Regions from separate parts of the Homo sapiens genome. Here region 2 is linked to region 1. Evidence: read pairs that join two places in POLR2A ChIA-PET (ENCODE). Cell type or tissue: K562. All regions are shown on one strand.

Region 1 (2,500 bases):
CGCCGGGCGTGGTGGCACACGCCTGTAATCCCAGCTACTTGGGAGGCTGAGGCAGGAGAATCGCTTGAACCGGGGAGACGGAGGTTGCGGTGAGCCGAGATCGCGCCACTGCACTCCAGCCTGGGCGACAAGAGCGAAACTGTCTCAATAAATAAATAAATAAATAAATAAAAATACAAGAAAGGAAAAAGAAATATTGGAGGGGACTTGGGGTCCAGGGCTGGGCAGGGCTGAAGGCGTAAACATGTGAGAGTCTGGAGCCGGATGAGGTCACGAGAAGACAGGCGGGACAGGGACAGCGCCGTGGGTGCCACTCGAGACACAGGGTGGGCGGGGCCGGCCAGGCCTGGAGCTGGCTGCCACCGGCTGCGGCAGGAGGGAGCTGGCTGCCGCCATTTCAGTGGAGGGTGGCGACAACCCCAGTCTGGAGGGGGCTGAGACCTGTGCTGGGGGCCGCCCGGGGTAGATCCTGTCTTGAAGGTCTGGCGGTGGGAGGGAGGGAAGGTGGCCGCGGGTGGAGGTGGGCGTGGCGCCAAGGGCGGTGTTCCCTGAAGAGCGAGAGTCGGAGCCCGCCGGCTGCCGCAGGGAAGGGAGCGGCGGAAGATGCGGAGATAGAGGGAGGTTCCCAGGAAGGCAGAGGGAACGGGCAGGCCCGGAGGAGCAGGCGGGAATGTGGAGGGGGGTTGGAACCGCAGCACAGAGGGTTTGGGCGCACAAAGGTGAAGGATGTCCCCCGGGAAGCCAGAGGGCACGGCAGCAACTTGCCCGGGTCCCAGGCCTGACTTTCACACACCCCCACCCTGCACCTGGACGGTGACGATCTGCTGGGCCCGGTGGCGCCTGGGAAGGCGGCCGGGGGGAGGTCCGAGTTACTGGAAAGTGCAAGTTCCAACCCAGAGCTGCGCTGAGCAGGGCCGGGCTGCTGGGGCGCCCAGGGCTGCAGGTCCTGGCGGGGCCTCTGGGAAGGCGGAGGGCGCTGACTCAGGCCCTGACTCACCAGGGGCTGCCCTGCGGGGGATCTGGGTCCGCCGAGTCCGGGGAACCTCTCAGGTCTGCCCCCCAGCGACCTTTCCTGGGAATGTTCCAGAGCGGTTCTTACTCCTTCCTGGAGGGTGGCTTCTTTCCTTCCTCCAGAGTTCAAAGCCATTTTCTGCACTTGGCCCCATGGCCTCTGAGCTCAGAGTTCACCCCTCATGGAGCTGGAAGGGACGGTTTCTAGAGAGGCCTCCATGCTTGGACCAGGATGAAAATCCTTCACCATCTTCAATGCAACAAGCTGTTCACGGACCCCCAGTGCCATTCTCTCATTCGTGTGTTCAGGCGTCCCTCATGCCCTCACTCATTTATTCAGCCCATGTGTTCACTGGGGGCCCCGTGCAGGGCTGGGGACGCTGCCATGGAGGAGGCGGAGGCACCCTTGCCCCAGAGGGAGCTCCTGTGAATTTCACTGCCAGCAGCTGGGAGGCTGGTGAGAGACTGTGGAGCCTGCGTCGGGCCAGGCCGGGGAAGGCCTCCTGGGTGATGAGGGCGGAGGTGGGTGCAGCTTGGTGGAGGCCAGGAAGCCCCGAGAGGAGGCCGCCAAGGCGTGGTGGGTTGGGGCAGGTGAGGGCAAGGGGGTGGAGATGGGCACAAGGCCTGGCTGGCACCATGGAAGGTGCAGCCACCCAGACCCCCAGAAGGAGGCTGAGTGTGGGGCCGCAGGACACCTGGGGGCCATGGGACAGGAGGGAGGCCCTGAGGCAGTGCCTGCCTGTGGGTTCCCCACCCCTACACCCCCCATCTCAGAACTCCCTCCAGGGCACACAGTCCTCAGCCGTGGTCCCTTCAGGGTTGGCCCGAAGGTCCTGGCTTCCGTGGGTCAGCCCCATCGATCCAGAGCATAAGGTCCAGCCCATTCTGCCCAACTCAGGCCAGCTCTGGTCCCTTTGAGCTGCAGAGCTCGCATAGGGTCAGGTACGCACAGGGTCCAATTGCTGCCCCTGCCTACGCCTGTGTCCTTCCCTTCGGTCCCCAGTGTTGGCTCCAGGGCAGCCCTGACATCCTGCTGGTGCAAGCTTGCCTCGGAGGCAGCTTCCGGGGGCCCATGTGGCTGCCGGGTCAGCAGAGCATGCTGCTGCCTGCCCCTGGGCTCCAGGCTGTTGGGCTGAGACCCCACAAGCTCCCCTGCAGGCAGGCCGGTGGTCCAGCCCCAAGTGGGGAAGTGGCAGCGGGAGGGGTGCTGGGAATGCCACTGCCAGGGAGCCCACAGTGACACAGACCAGGGAGCTTCTGCAGGCCTGGGAGCTGCTCTGTAGATGGCACCCCTTGCCCTGGGCCCCATCCTTATCTCCTTTCTCCTTAAAATCAGAGCCTCTCCCCTGCAGGCCAGCCCAGTGTCCCTCAGCTCTGGGTCCTTCTAGCCTCAGTGCCCCTTGGCTTCCCATGCTGCTGAATCACAGTGATTGGGATGACAGGGTCCCGCCTCCTCTGCCTCTGAGTTCCAGGACCGCAGACGCCATTG
Region 2 (2,500 bases), 130 kb before region 1:
AAGACTATATCCTTTATATTCTTTTGTTGTTGTTGAAAATACCTTTCCTTAGTGGGAATTGCTTAGATGAAGTGCTGATATTGGTTAGCTTTGACTTGGCAAAACCAAGATATTGGCAAACACCATGTTTGTCTCCAAAGCTGTTGAAAATGGCACCCATCTGTAAGAGCCCAAGGTCCAAGGGCCGACCCCTCACCCCTCAGATGTGCTTTATTTACTGATAAACATACAGCACCAAGAATTCTTGACATTTTCCCAATCTTTCCATGCCAGCTCTCTTCTCCATTTTATTAGTGATATTTATTTTCAAGTCAACACATTGGTTTGTGTTGAGACTTGCAGCGTTGGAATATAAAGTTCTATGTGAGGCCCTGATTTTGATCTTTCACAAAACCAAGGAGCAGGGTGCGGGCTACAACCTTGAGAACCTGCAGGAGCTACGCCCACACGGGCCTTGGCTGGCATGACATTGGACACCCTCCCAGGGGGGCCCCCGGCCTGGGGAAGAGCCTCCTCTCTGCCTGGGAGCCTCAAGGTGTGCAGAGGAGGGAGTTGGCTGGAGCCAGATGTGTGAAGGCAATCAGTGTTTCTCTGCAAGGTGACGGTGGCGTGGGGCAGGCAGACACAGGACCAGCATCCTGGCAGGCAGGGTTCTTGGATGGCTGGTGGGGAAGACAGGCTGGGAGACTGTCAATTCATCGTTCCCCCTCTCCAGGTGGAGGCATGAAATTAGATCAAAGCATCTTGGTGAGTATTCGTGATGAGTTGAGTTTTTAAAACAAAACCAAATAACTAGCTAGTGGGTGCTCAGTGGGTGGCAAGGACTGAGTTGGCCTTTCCAAGCATGACCCTGCTTCCCTGTCCAGCGTGCCCAGTGCTGACTTTCTCTCAGAGAACATGGTGGGCTCTGGGCTCCTGTGGAGTTTCCAGGACGTTTTCTCAGCTCTGCCTGTTCCCTGGCTCCCTGAGACTTTGGAGTGCGCTGCAGGAGGGACTGGCCATCTGCCCGGCCTGGTCTAGCTGCTGTTCACTCAGGGTTGGGTGCTCTCAGTACCTCCTCTCCCTGCTGGGCTAGGAGTCTGCCCTCACTGCCTCCTCATGCCTGGGGCAGACCTCAGTTTCCCACTAACCCCATTCTTCTAACTCCCTCTCTGTGTGCCTGCCTCCCTCATCACACCAGGAGGGGCTCCGGCAGAGGAACCCTGCCTTCCCCCATGTGTGGCCTCGGCTCCTAGTAGGCAGAATCCTTCCTGCTGCAAAATGGCTCCAGCTTCATGCTGCCCACCCTTGGAGTAAGAGTCAGCCCTGAGCCCAGGCAGGCCAGGGATGTGACTGAGAAGCATAAGCAGTGGGCACCTGGAGGGCCAGAGACGCAGGCTGAGGAGCTGGGATTGTCCTGCAGACAATGTTCTTGGGCAGCCAAGAAAGATGCTTGAGCACCGGCGGGCTCAGATGCAGGGGACCTTCCCAGTCCCCTGTCCTCACCTGCTCAGAGCCGGCAGAAGGAGCAGGAGCGGGGTCCTGAGACACTGTTCCATAAGGGACAATGGCACTGCTGCAAAGATACCACAATGGAAAGTGGTCTTGCCCTACTCGAAAGACAGTAGTTTGAGTGGGAACTCAAAAGTACCACTTGTGAGGCACAAGTCTGTCTTCTTTCTTTCCTTTTTTTTTTTTCCTGGTGCGGAGGGGAGGTTGGATCTTGCTCTGTCACCCAGGCTGGAGTACAGTGGCACAATCATGGTTCACTGCAGCCTCAAACTGCTGGGTTCACATAACCCTCCTGCCTCTGCCTCCTGAGTAGCTGGGACTACAGGTGTACACCACCATGACTGGCTAATTAAAAGTATTATTATTGGCCGGGCGCGGTGGTTCACGCCTGTAATCCCAGCACTTTGGGAGGCTGAGGCGGGCAGATCACAAGGTCAGGAGATCGACTAAAACACAGTGAAACCCCATCTGTACTAAAAATACAAAAATTAGCCAGGCGTGGTGGTGTGCACCTGTAGTCCCAGCTGCTGGGGAGGCTGAGGCAGGAGAATGGCGTGAACCCGGGAGGCGGAGCTTGCAGTGAGCCGAGATGGCACCACTGCACTCCAGCCTGGGCAACAGAGCGAGACTCCATCTCAAAAAAAATATATATATATATATATATATATATTTATTATTATTATTACTATTTGTATTATTATTTGCAGAAGGGATCTTGGTATGTTGCCCAGGGTGGTCTTGAACTTCTAGCCTCCAGTGATCCTCTCACCTTGACATCCAAAGTACTGGGATTACTGGCATGAGCCCAGTGTGTGGCCTCAAGTCCATTTTTTAAAGTATTTCGGTGGCAAGCTTATGCAGGCATGGCAAAGCAAAAGTGATCAAATCCAGTGAGGGTGCTGCTTACAGGGAGTTAACAAGTGACTCGGGTAATTATGTAAATTCTAAACTCTTAGCATCCGCCTCAGAAGGTGTTAGATTCAGGAAATGGCAAACAAAACTGAAAACA

What was found. ChIA-PET counts read pairs that join two places held together with the same protein. Peaks named below come from ENCODE experiments on the same cell type or tissue, not always from the same donor. Only the 100,000 strongest peaks of a DNase experiment are listed, where the experiment ranks them.
Region 2: POLR2A ChIA-PET joins it to region 1 with 5 read pairs; 9 of 35 experiments call an interaction of 5 or more read pairs at or near these places.

What each region holds. Positions count from the first base shown.
Region 1 is chr22:46,012,117-46,014,616 of GRCh38, reverse strand. It overlaps LOC124905134 (a long non-coding RNA gene), which reads right to left and starts at 1,036. Exons shown (of 2, transcript XR_007068136.1): 1 at 807-1,036; 2 at 1-120. RefSeq lists silencers at 505-594, 745-934. In K562, a CTCF peak has its summit at 1,039; DNase peaks (open chromatin) are centred at 376 and 1,006; H3K4me3 peaks cover 930 bases.
Region 2 is chr22:46,141,673-46,144,172 of GRCh38, reverse strand. LOC124905138 (a long non-coding RNA gene) reads left to right here. Exons shown (of 2, transcript XR_007068140.1): 1 at 1-747. Among named protein-coding and RNA genes, the nearest start is that of PPARA, 7.6 kb to the left of the region's middle. In K562, no CTCF peak of the experiment used is centred here; no DNase peak of the experiment used is centred here; H3K27me3 peaks cover 1,186 bases.